Linked DNA regions of Homo sapiens: regions 2 and 3 are each linked to region 1. A link is a contact called in ENCODE Hi-C data. All regions are on one chromosome and are shown on one strand. The core of a region is the stretch at or near the end of the contact, and the rest is flanking DNA. Distances in the headings are between cores, read along the strand shown.

Region 1 (3,834 bases), core at 475-2,974:
GACTTTGAGTCGTGCAAACAGAAAAGATGCTGCCCACACTTCAGGGCCATGCTTCCAGTCCCCGTGAGCTACCCCCAGCAGGCTCCTGTACGAAACATGACAGCACTTTCTAGGGTGCTTGGCCGTGCCTGCTTCCCCCGTTACATCTGCGCACCCTGCTTGCCTTCCGTTCCTGCCCTGCACTCACCTAGCATGGTGCATGCACCTGACTGCTTAGAAGGCACGGGACGTTCTGACTTGATGTTTTCCCGATTTCTCGCTGGTCCTGATGTTGGTAGCTCCATGTGACACAAAGCATTGAGTCTCTGGCTCTGCTGGGGTTAGGATTTGGGATGTGGCTTGGTAGAGGGGTGGCTGCCTGTGCCTAGCCATCGCCATGTTAACAGAAGCTGTGATGTAGGGGCTCATAGCTCACATCCCTCAGCCAAGAGCCACTGGTCACTCAGACGTTGTCCTGGGTGTTAGGACATCAGCCTGAGCATTAGAGGGAGTTCACCATCAAGAAGATGACGGCTTTTTTTTTTTGGCTAGAGTGCCATGGCACAATCAGGGCTCACTGTAACCTCTGCCTTCTGGGCTCAAGCGATCCTCCCACCTCAGCCACCTGGGTAGCTGGGATTACAGGCGCATGCCACCAAGCCAGGCTAATTTTTGTATTTTTCTTAGGACAGGGTTTCGCCATGTTGCCCAGGCTGGTCTCAAGCTATCCTAGGCTCAAGCTATCCGCCCACCTCAGCCTCCCAAAGTGTTGGGATTATAGGTGAGAGTCACCACACCCAGCCGATGATGGCATTTTTCTGATAGACTGGAAAGCCAGCTGAATGAAATAGCTAGAAGAGGACAGTGACCCTCAGCTTCTTCATATGGAGCACGAATGGATGTAAATTTAGTGGGATTTCTTTTCCACTGGGGCTGGCCACAAGAGCTGGCAGTGTGCTCCTACAGTGAGTCCCTCCTCTAACTTTACCTCCCACTTTCTCCCTCCGGCCCCCTTAGCTCTCAGCTCAGAGACCCACAAAAACAAATCCTGGGGAGCTGACTGCGCAGGATGTGGACTTGGTATTTCCCTGATACTGGCATTTGTTAGCCGGATCCTGCCTCTTCCCTTCGCCACCTCGCCTTCCCCAAAGCCCCTGCGGGCTTTGCTCTTCCTTCCCTTTATTTTGCTGAAGTTGACAGTCAGGTATGAGCTGCATTAAAATGTTGACTCATCCTTGGGTTGTTTTCAATTTTTTAAAAAGTGCACATTGAGAAAAGCACAGATTCATGTGTGCAGCACAGGAAATCATCACAAAGAGAACAAGGCTCTTGTTGGGGGCATTTGAGTTCAAGCAGAGTGCCCCAGTTGCAAGACTTCCATTTGGATCTGATGATGGCTGGACCTCCCTGGAAAGACTGGAACCTGAAGAGCCCAGTCAAAGAACAGTCTGTCAAGCAGCCCCTCCGCAACCACAGTTTTTGTGCAGAGTGGTTTGGGGAGCCCATGGAATGGGGACAGTACGATGTATTTTCTAGTGGCAAACATTTCATCATCAAGTGAGAGTTTCTTTGCTGGGCATTTCCTGTTCTGTGTGAAACAGTTGTGGTTACCTGTGGGTGTGTTTCAGATAATCATTAGAGCATATTCTCTGCTCGTTAAGCAGTAAAACCAGTGAGGTGGGGAAGCTTGTGAAACTGAAATCCCAAATATGCAAAACTTGGCAAGAAAGTAGAGAAGAGCCAGACCAGCTCTGAGCTAAGTCACCAAACCAGAAAGGTTTCATTCTTTGTCTTTTCTTCCTCTGTCTTTAACCACAAGCCTTGGGCTGAATCCCCACATCTCACTACACAGTCAGGGAAGCAGGGTCAAGGCTGACTGGGGACACTGGCGTGGCGGGAATGGGTGAAGTCTCCTGGGTGGATAGTCACCTCTCTGCCTTTTTTGAAACTAAACTTCTCTGATTTTTATTTCAAGTTGTCCTGAAGAACATGATTCTAAAACAGATTCAGAGCACGCACTCTGACTATAAATAGAACATAAGGCAAACTTGGACAATGGATTGTGGCACTTTTTTTTCATGTACCTGAAATTCTTAGAGTTGGGGCTCTCTTCCCTTGAGAAGTAGAACTGCTATTCTTCGGAGACCGATGGGTGACCTCAGCATTGTCCTCACCAAGAACGCTGTTTCCCCAGGGATTGCACCCCTCCCACCACAGTTATTTTTCTCTGAAGGCCTGAGTTTGGAAGAAGTACTTGCCTGTTCCCGTAATTATGGAAACCGGAAGGTAACTTACCTGTTTGTGCCTGGCCTAATTCAGATTAGAAAAAGATCAATCCATTGTTGTCTAATGGACAGGGGACAAATGATGAAGAAAACAGAAATAGCCCATAAAATGATAGGGATGTCCCGGCTCCCAGGCAAACTCTGGTGAAAACCGAGGAGACTATGGTGTTCCCTGAGGTATTCACCATCTAACTGTCTTCCACACCATATATATAAGCTGTTTATAAATTCTTTGTCCTGGCCAAAAATACAAAACCTACTGGCAGTGATTTATTTTTTTAATGCATTTTAAATAACTGGATTCCTATGTGGAATTGGAGTTGGATAATTAAATTACGATGGCCTCTAAAGTTGGGGTGCGGGGGGTTGAGGGCTTCAGCAGAGAGCACCCCTGGAAGGTGGCACTGCAGCCTGGGGGTGGGGGAAAACCGTGCCTGATGGAGTTGCTGCAGGGGTCCCTACACGGGGTGTCCACCCTTCTTGCCCAGACACCCTGTGGCTTTGAGAATCGCTGTGACATAGCCACGGGAGAGCTGTGTCTGCTTAATGCTTTTGTTTACTTTGGAAGTTTGTCCTACATGAATGAATTCGCAAAACTTACATTCCCCGTAAAGCTGTCACTGAGAGAAAACACAGCAATAACTCAGGTGATGTAGTTAAACCACCATTGAGTTTGCGCCATCCATGAGCTGATAAATCGTACAGCTTCATTTGGTAGGAATCAGCAATTTTATGTGGCAATTAATTTTTACTACTGTAGGGGAGCCAGAGGATGAGCATTTTACTTCGGTTTTGTGTGTGTTGAGAGAAACTTAACGGTTTTGCCACAGCAAGAAAGGATCGTGCATGAGGCCTTTCGCACGAGTCGACGTGTTTGGGTGTTATCCTGGGGTGTCCTTGCCAGCTTTTGTTGGTTCCTCACGTGGGCAGAAGAGTGAATGCTCAGTCCCCATCGGGGTGCCACAGGCCTCATGACGTGTGGGGTAAAACACGTATGTGGCTTGCGGAGAAATAAATTCTCCGTATTTCTTAAGTATGATGTTTTTCCCCACCAGACCGATTCGCCCATGCTGTTTCCACATCAGAGATGAAGATGTGCGCAGAGTAACACGTAATTAGCTTTCCAGATTGCTTCGTAGAAGGATAATGTGATAATTTTCCCATTGTTCGTTTTTGGTTCCACCAATGATGGCCATTTAGCACAGCACACAGTTGCGGCTGAGGTCCAGCTCGAGGCTGGCCGAGGCTGTGCACAGCTGCCCAGGGCCCTGCCTCGCTGCTGGGGAGCTGTCCTTTCTTTGGCTGAGCTCTCTTCCTGTGGAGGCCCAGCCTGCTCACTGGAACGCCAGAAAGATCATCTGAGCATAGTTGTCTGTTCAGCCAGCCTCTCTTGGGGCCATTAGGAAAACGGGTGCACAGCAGATGTTGTTCCTTGGGTGCCCTCAGTGGTTTATTTTTTATTTTATTTTATTTTTTTGAGATAGAGTCTCGCTTTGTTGCCCAGGCGCCCAGTGGCGCAATCTCAGCTCAGTGCAACCTCCATCTCCCAGGTTCAAGAGATTATCCTGCC
Region 2 (3,834 bases), core at 796-3,295, 460 kb after region 1:
GATGGGGACACACTTCCCCTGGCTGGGACCTCCCTTGGAGGTGCCAAGCTCCCTTTCCCACTGGCCCAGCTGAGAGCAGGAGCAGTGGCCCTGTCAGGTGCTTGTCCCCCATCCGTTTGGCCATCTGCTCCTCTGTAACAAGGAGGGGTGGGGAGGGAGGAGGTGACCCCTCCCCCTGAGCCCCTACACATGGAATGTGTGTGTGGATGAGAAAGCTGTGCACCCGGGCTGGGCCTGCCCAGCCCAAACCACCCGTGCCCGCCTTCCTCCCACGTGGGGTGAGCCAGACACCCACAGAGGCTGGGCATGAGCGCACTGCAGGTGTCCAGCTAGGCTGCCGCCCGCAGGCAGCACTACATACAAAGAGCCAGGGCAATGGTGAGGGGCCTGGATTCCCCAACTCTGTCCTGCCCTGGCCTGGCCCAGCCCCAGTACCCCTCCCAGGGACTGCAGCTGGCCACACCCCACCCTGCCCTGTCCCTCCCACCTGTCCAGGAGGCCTGACAAGGGTGTCTCAGAGCTAAGAGTGAGGTGGGGTCCTGTGCCCCCCAACCAAAAGAGACATCTTCCCTGTGTGCACATGTGTGGGCGGTTGCAACCCAGAAATAGGAGAGGGGCGCACTGCGTCTCCTGCCCCTCGGCCTTGGATCCTTACAGTCTCCTGGTGGTCTGGCCCCCATCTGGATCTGGATGTGTGAAGAGCTGGGGTGGGGCAGGGCTGGGCTAACTGAACCCCAATTTTCTTCCATTGGGGGGCAGGGCTGGGCTAACTGAACCCCCTTTCCTTCCAGTGGGTGGTGCCCAGGGCCCAGAGCCTGCCCCGGCTGACCTGTCCTCTGGCTAGTAAGGACAAAAGTCTCTCCTCGCAGAAGGAGGCACTCACTGAGCCAGTCCCCCAGGGCTCTGAGCCCTAGTGGGTAAACCGAGGCACAGGAAGGGATCTGCCCAAGGTCTCACACACCCCCAGGAGCCACAGACTCACTGGAAATAGGCCTGCCTGCTGCCCACAACCCAGAGCTCTCCACCAGCCAGTGGGCAGGCCCCGGGATGCAGGTGAGGCTCCTCTAGCTAGCAGACTTGTGGCCTCCAGGACATCAGCGATACCACAATGGGCCCACACCTCTGCAGTAAGCCAGCTGTGGGTGGCGTCTCTATGTGCTCTGCACAGCGCGCCATGGGGTGCGCACCATGATCTGCTTCTCTGAGATGAGGAGAGAGACCCCCAGAGATGAACAGCCATGCTCAAAGTCACAGCCAGAAGTGGCAGAGCTGGGGTTTAAACCTGGTTCGTCTCCCTCGCACAAGAATCGAAATCTGGGCTCACGTCAGCAGATCCTCCCTGGGCACGTGGGGCATAGCCTGCATCTGGGTGTCTCTGGTGGGCTGGTTGACTCTGGCTAGACCCGGAGGCCTGTAGGCAGGGGTCTCCACTCCCACCCACCCCCGGATGGAGCTGGGGCACTACGAAGAGGCAGTGCAGCGGAGGACGGGGCACAGCACACATGGAGGTCAACGGGACCTGGAGAAGGAGTGGTGCATGCTGCGAGTGCACGCAGGGCCTGGTAGCCCACGGCCTCCCCATGGCTGGTGCTCCACGTGGGGCCACCCAGATGCCTGCATTCCTTGGGATCTGCAGCCTGGTGGTCAACAGGACCCGGGGAGCCAGGCCTGAGGCAAGGGCGTGTGCCAGCCAGGCAGAGAGCAGTGGGGCCTGGCGGGGAAGGGTTTTTGCCGTGAACCTTGGCACCCACCAGTCTCTGTCCACAGGGAGGAAACGGGGCTTATTTACGGCTGGGTTTAGCCAGGTGGCACTCTGTCAACCAGAACCGACACCATGGCGCCAGCTATTTCCTGCGCGGTTCTCACTGCCCCACTGACTGCGGGCACCGCAGGGGCTGAGAACAGAGGTGGGACGCACTGAGAGGGACTGGTGGTGACGCTTGGCCGCCCACCAGCGGGTTGGTGGTCTCCAGAGACTCCCTCACGTGGCAAATGCGGTACCTTGAACCCCCAATCCTGGCTGGAGTGTGGGGCAAGTGCTCACCCGCCTGTCTCAGGCCCTCACCCAATTCACGTACGTAAGGCCCCCCGGTCAAGCGCACATAGAACTTTTCAAACCTAGGAGCTGGAAACCTGGCTTCTTGAGAAAATCTGAAAGATCCCACAATATGGGCCGACAAACCATGGGCAGCACTGCGCTGCAGCGTGTGACGCGGCAGCTGCTTCCTTGAAAGGGGCAAGGCGGGCCCAGCCTGCCACACTCCCACTATTCTCTAATGTCTCCCTGTTCCCACGCCAGGCACACGTCACTCTAGTGCACTTCCCCCTACCCCTGGGGGTGTCTCTGAATCTGCTGCCCTGCCCTAAAGCTTTAGCTCCCTGGGCCTCATTCCCTAAGAACAAGTCACCTCCTCCAGGAAGTCTTCCCTGAAACCTTCCTCCCTCCAACCCTTGCCTCCTCAGTTAGGTGCCCACTCTGCACTCCACGGTAACTGTGTGGACCCCATCAAAGCACCCATCAATCTGCCACAATTGTTTGGTTACCTGTGTGCTGCCACCTCCACACTGAGATCCCTGAGATCAGGGACATTCCGTTAGTGGCCTCATGGCCTTGGCTCCTAATGAGCACACAAGCAGGCAGCCTCCTTCCTACTGACCACTGGGGACTGTGGGTTATCGCCTGGCATTGGCTTCCTGTGAGCCTCGGCCCTCCTAGAAATCTGGGCTGGGGGGCAGTCCCTCCCCATGAGTGGAGGAATGATGGGCAGACAGGCAGGCCCCTGGGGCTCAGGGCCTTGGCGCCCTGGCCTGAGCTCACCCTCCTGGTCCTCCCTAGAGTCCAGCTCCATCCAGCACGAGGGGCCACATGCACTTCACCTCCTCCGGGGAGGCCCCACTGCGTGAGACCCCGGGCACCTAGGTTGCAGCACCCAGATACAGAGAATTTCCTTCTGGAGACCAACTGCCCTGGATGGAACAACCTCTCCCCACATCCAGACTGAGAGGTGTGGGCATGCTGGCCACCCCACCCAGGCCAACACCCAGATCGAGCCAGCCCTGTTTCTGGCCAGTGAAGCTGAGCCCTAAGAGGCGAGCCCCCCACCCTGCCCCAGTCGCCTGCAGCCCTCTGTGCCTTTGGCGAAGCAGGCACCAGTGCCCCAGGGCAGGGGCCTAGGAAGAGCTGCAGGTGCCAGTAACAGAAACAAAAGCTCACAGAAGCCGGGGCTGCGCCAAACCAGCAACCCAGGATCCTGGAGGTCTGACAGGGGACCCATCACTGCGAGGGGCCGCGCTACCAACAAGGCCAGACCCTGTCTCCCTAATGTGGCCCACAGGGGGGCCTTGGAGCTGGCCTCTGCTTACCCACCAGCTGCCCCCTCTCCCCGCTCCCGAGCACTCATGTCCCCAACTGCCCCTGCCTCACTTGGTGCCTTTCTCTGCCACCTCCTCTGCCTGGAACACCCTCTCACTCCCTCACTCCGCAAAAGCCCCAACTCAGAGATCCCTGCCCTGTGGTCTTCAGGACCTATCCTACCCCCAAAATAAATGCATGATCAGTGAATGAAGACCTGGAAGGTCTCTGGGACACAGGCCTGGGGGACCCAGTTGGGACCTTCCAGAATGGGGGCTGACAGTGCCATGGGACGAGCACCCCCAGAGTGGATGGCTCTGTCCACAGAGCACGACACTCGGTTCAAGCCACAGTGCAGACGCAGCTCCTGGGCACTCCAAGTCAGGCCCCAAGCAGTGGGCCAGCACATTCCCCAGGACACCCACAGCATGTCCAGACAGCAAAAGTGGCTTCTCTTTTTCTCCTTGTTTTGTACAGAAAGC
Region 3 (3,834 bases), core at 552-3,051, 380 kb after region 1:
TGAAAAAAAATTACATCCATATGTAAGTATGTATATATATATGACTTTTTAGGGTTTGCTTTATTATTTTTATTTTTATTATGGTCATATGTGTGATTTTTAAAAATCTCTAAAATAGTTTGTCCATAAAGGGTATGTAAATTCTTCCTTGTACCATTCATTGGTTTCAGGCAGTTTTTCAGGAATAATAAAGCACAGAATGGAAGTAGATGTAAAATGTGGTTGGCACATGGTAACTGTTGCCAGTGACGAGTGAAGACAGAGCTTCCCAGGGCTGCCTTCTTACCCAGGTTGGGCTCACCTGATGGGGAGGGGACCACAATAGTGCCAGAGGACAGGGAATGGCCACTGCCAGCCTGTCTGGGTGCCATGCCTTCCACATGAAGAAATGGTCAAGTTAGGCAGCCTGGCCCAACTGCAAGAGCATGACCTTGGGTCTACAGACTAGGTTGACGTCTGGGCTCTGTCATTTGCTGGATGTGTGTCCATGGGGGAGATGTGACATCGTTCTGAAGCCCAGTTTCCCCCATCAGTCAGATGGAGATTGCTGTGACAACCCATGAGATGAGTCACGTGCTTGGGATGCACATTCATGCTCTTTCTCAGCTTCAGCAAGGACCCTATTGGAGTGTTAGCTGATTAACAGTAAATATGCATTTATTGACAGTTTCGTGAAAAGCTCTGCCTGTCGCCAGTTCCCTCGTCGGTTTAATGGCGCCCCGCTTTGCTGTGTACATCAGTTAAGAGATGCATCACCAGCAGCTGCCCGTTTCACTTGCTCTGTGCACACCCACAATCAGGATGGAAATCCAGAGGAGATGGACCAAACTGACCTTGTTGTCCCTTCAGAGTTCTTGTTGCCAGTGCAAATACTAGCTGTTCCCTGTACATTTATGAACGCCTGTGGGAGCTGAGGGGTAGAATAGGAAGTCCTGGTCAGACCCAAAAGGGCTGTCACAAGACCCTAGTCTACCCAGCCTTGTGCAGATGGTGAGATTGAGGCCCCTCTTCCCAGTGCCCCATCTGGTGTGGTTTTTAACTGTGAGGATCTCACTGGGCATCTTTTTGTAAGAGCAAAGACTTCCCAGAAGCAGTGGCAGCTGCCATGGGCCACCCCAACTCTGCTGGTAAGGGCAGGGCCCTGGTAATGGCTCTGAACCCCGATCTTTGTCCTTAGTAGCTTCTTTGTCACCTCCCAGAGTCCTGCAGACCCGCCTGCCTTCTTCCTTGGATGTGGGGCCTGATGGTGCATTACCTCTAGCCATCGGAATCCCTTGTTCCTTGTGCCTTGTGTGAGGAACTTGGTGTCCTGTGTTGCTGTCCCCGAATCCAAGACACAGCTGCCATTTTACAGTCCATCCCAGGTGCGTGGGCAGGACCTGAAGCTGAGGCCTGGCAGGCAAAGCCCGAGGACTTTTTGTTCCTGACACTGCTCTGAACTGAGTCTCCTTCTGGTCATACAGGCAAAGAGACTCTCCAGGGAGCCAGAGGCTCTAAAGTCCATTTAAAAACAGATGAGACGATTGTGGGGGAGCTCATGTCATTGCCCTGCTTGTGTCCCCCCCACCCCCATGTTCTTTTCGTAAGATCAGTTTAGCAAAACCGCCTTCAGAAAGACACCTCGGCTCTCTTGATTTTCCCATTGATGGGTTGGTGAGCTTCTCCCCAAACCAAGCATAGAATCTTTGTGGCCCTGAGGCCAAGTTAGCACAACCCAACCTACAGGGCAGGGGAGAGATACTCATTGTCAGCACAAGTAGATAGGTGTGAAATGTAAGAATGAGTCAGCTGGTTGTGATCTGACAGCAGGCTTGCTAATCGGGGCATTTCGTATCTTGGTCTGTACTTGAGGTGCTTAACCTTTTCTGGAAACCACATTCTGTACTTATGTGACCATAAGGCACCATCGAAAACATAGCACAGAGCTCTCTAGGGCTATAAAGCTCCTCTATCTTTTGAAAATATGAAGGTTTATAGTCCCCCAAGAATCTGGAGCCCTGGGAATTTTCCTTCAAATTTAAGGGTAGGAATGGAAATAAGAACATTTGAGGTCAAATGCCATTCGTATTCCTCTGAGTGTTTTTCTTGCTTCAAGCTCTAGGATCTGTGCACACAGCAGTCTTCTGCCCTTCTTAGTCAAACGGTGGCAGGACCAGAGCCTTGTGAGTGCGAATTTGGGAATTTGAGTCCTTGTCTCTGCATATGTAGGCAACTCATTCTCCTGTTCTTTGTGGCATAGTCAAAAGTCAGAAACTGCAAGCTCAGTCATCAAACCTCAGCTTTGGAAGAGACCTTGCTTACCTAGTCTGTCCAAGACTGTGAGAGAACTGGGCCCAGGGATGCTTGTGTGTTCACCCTCCCATCTGCAGGCAAAGGCTCTTGTGTGTTTACGCTACACACAAATGCACACGCTCTCGTGTGTATCATTTCAGACTTGTGAAGATAATGCTCAGTGGGGACGTGGAGAAGCTTTACATGCCCTAAAGGCTAAAGCAACAGGCGCAGCATAGAACTGAATGGGCTGGTGCCATGCTCTCAGGCTGTGGGCCATCGCGCTCTGCTCAGGTCTGCCAGGGGCTTGGTGTCAGGCTGCAGATGGATGGGGGGCCCTTCTGCGTATCTTTAGGACACAGCTGATGGGCCCTTGCGTGTTCTCAGGGAGAAAGTGGGAGGCTTCACACTCATCTTGTTCATAGGAGTGAGTTAGCTTCTAAGGCCTTTGCTAGTGGCTGTCCATCAAGAGCATGTTGTGTAGCTTGAGAAGGAAGCCCTGAGGGTCCCCATCCTGTCCTGTGAAACCTCTGATGGGTGAAGTGATCCTTCTCCATACTTCTTCCTGGAATTAGCCCAAACCAAAACATAAACACCAACTTTCAGTGTTGTTATGAATTCAAATTTGTAGAGACCAGAATTGTCAACCCTCCTGAAGCTTCTGGGCAGTGGTGCTGGATGGTCTGGATGGGCCGCCATTCGGACAGATGTTTGAGAACTCAGTTCTCCATGTCATCTGCTTTCCAGAACAGCATTTCTCAACATTTTTGCATTGAAATAACCTGGGGAGCTTATTAAGATGCAAATGCCTACCCAGAGAGACTCTGATTTACCAAGTCAGAGACGGGGTCTAGAAACCTGCATTTTAACAAACACCCCCAAAGGATGCTCCTGTAGGTGGCCCAGAAGTCACACTTTGAGAAATCCTAGTCAGAGAAGCCAGGTTTCCATTCCAGCCGGATTCCACAGAGGCTGGCACCCTGTTGCAGCTCTGGCTGAGTCAAGCCTCAGCTAGGAGAGCGTTTTCCAGTACCGTTAATTATCCTTATGATGACTGCTGTTTTTGAGAGCCTACTCTATGCCCTGTATGAGATGCCTATTTAATTCTCATAATAGCTACGAGGAACTGAGTAACTTACAGAGCTGAGGTTTGAACCCAGGTCCTTGCCCTTTCCACTACACCAAGTGACTGTTGCTCAGTAGACTCCTACATCCATGACAATTGTGACTTGAAAGAGTTATAGTTGTTTGTGCAGAAGTGATATTGAATGGAGGGGGCGGGGGCACCCTGTATCCTCTTCTCGGAGGCCTACCGAGGCCCTTTGTATGGTGTGACGTCAGGGCCTAGCGCTTGGGGCAGTTTGCCATGAAAAATTAGCTTCTATTCCTGTTTCTTTTGTCTGGTGATCTGACCCAACAAATCGCTTTCTGTTCCCTGAGCGAATGGGGAAAACACAGGGCTAAACATAGCCTTGATTGTTTTTACTTTTCTCGTATTGTACTTCTCAAAGCGATAAAGATAGAAACAATTACAATATTATCTGCCTGCAGACTGAGCAAGTG

What was found. Hi-C counts contacts between places; a loop is a spot of excess contacts on that map. Pooled maps may share reads with other maps.
Region 2: a loop to region 1 is called in a map with no recorded cell type, with 9 times the contacts of the local background. The contact joins two enhancer-like sites. A Hi-C loop is called at or near these places in 13 of 37 single-sample maps with no recorded cell type and 9 of 50 pooled maps.
Region 3: a loop to region 1 is called in a map with no recorded cell type, with 30 times the contacts of the local background. The contact joins two enhancer-like sites. A Hi-C loop is called at or near these places in 6 of 37 single-sample maps with no recorded cell type and 6 of 50 pooled maps.

The regions. Positions count from the first base shown.
Region 1 is chr10:125,062,766-125,066,599 of GRCh38, reverse strand. All of the region lies in intron 2 of CTBP2 (C-terminal binding protein 2), which reads left to right. Among named protein-coding and RNA genes, the nearest start is that of MIR4296, 32 kb to the right of the region's middle. RefSeq lists an enhancer at 3,020-3,617. Within about 2 kb of position 1,724, at least 15 of the 41 ENCODE cell types and tissues checked have a DNase peak (open chromatin) inside an H3K27ac peak, as active enhancers do.
Region 2 is chr10:124,599,647-124,603,480 of GRCh38, reverse strand. The region is part of intron 6 of LHPP (phospholysine phosphohistidine inorganic pyrophosphate phosphatase); the gene reads right to left. Among named protein-coding and RNA genes, the nearest start is that of FAM53B-AS1, 100 kb to the left of the region's middle. Within about 2 kb of position 2,045, at least 3 of the 41 ENCODE cell types and tissues checked have a DNase peak (open chromatin) inside an H3K27ac peak, as active enhancers do.
Region 3 is chr10:124,687,003-124,690,836 of GRCh38, reverse strand. All of the region lies in intron 3 of FAM53B (family with sequence similarity 53 member B), which reads left to right. Among named protein-coding and RNA genes, the nearest start is that of FAM53B-AS1, 15 kb to the left of the region's middle. RefSeq lists enhancers at 1,855-1,934, 2,562-3,063, 3,637-3,716. Within about 2 kb of position 1,801, at least 5 of the 41 ENCODE cell types and tissues checked have a DNase peak (open chromatin) inside an H3K27ac peak, as active enhancers do.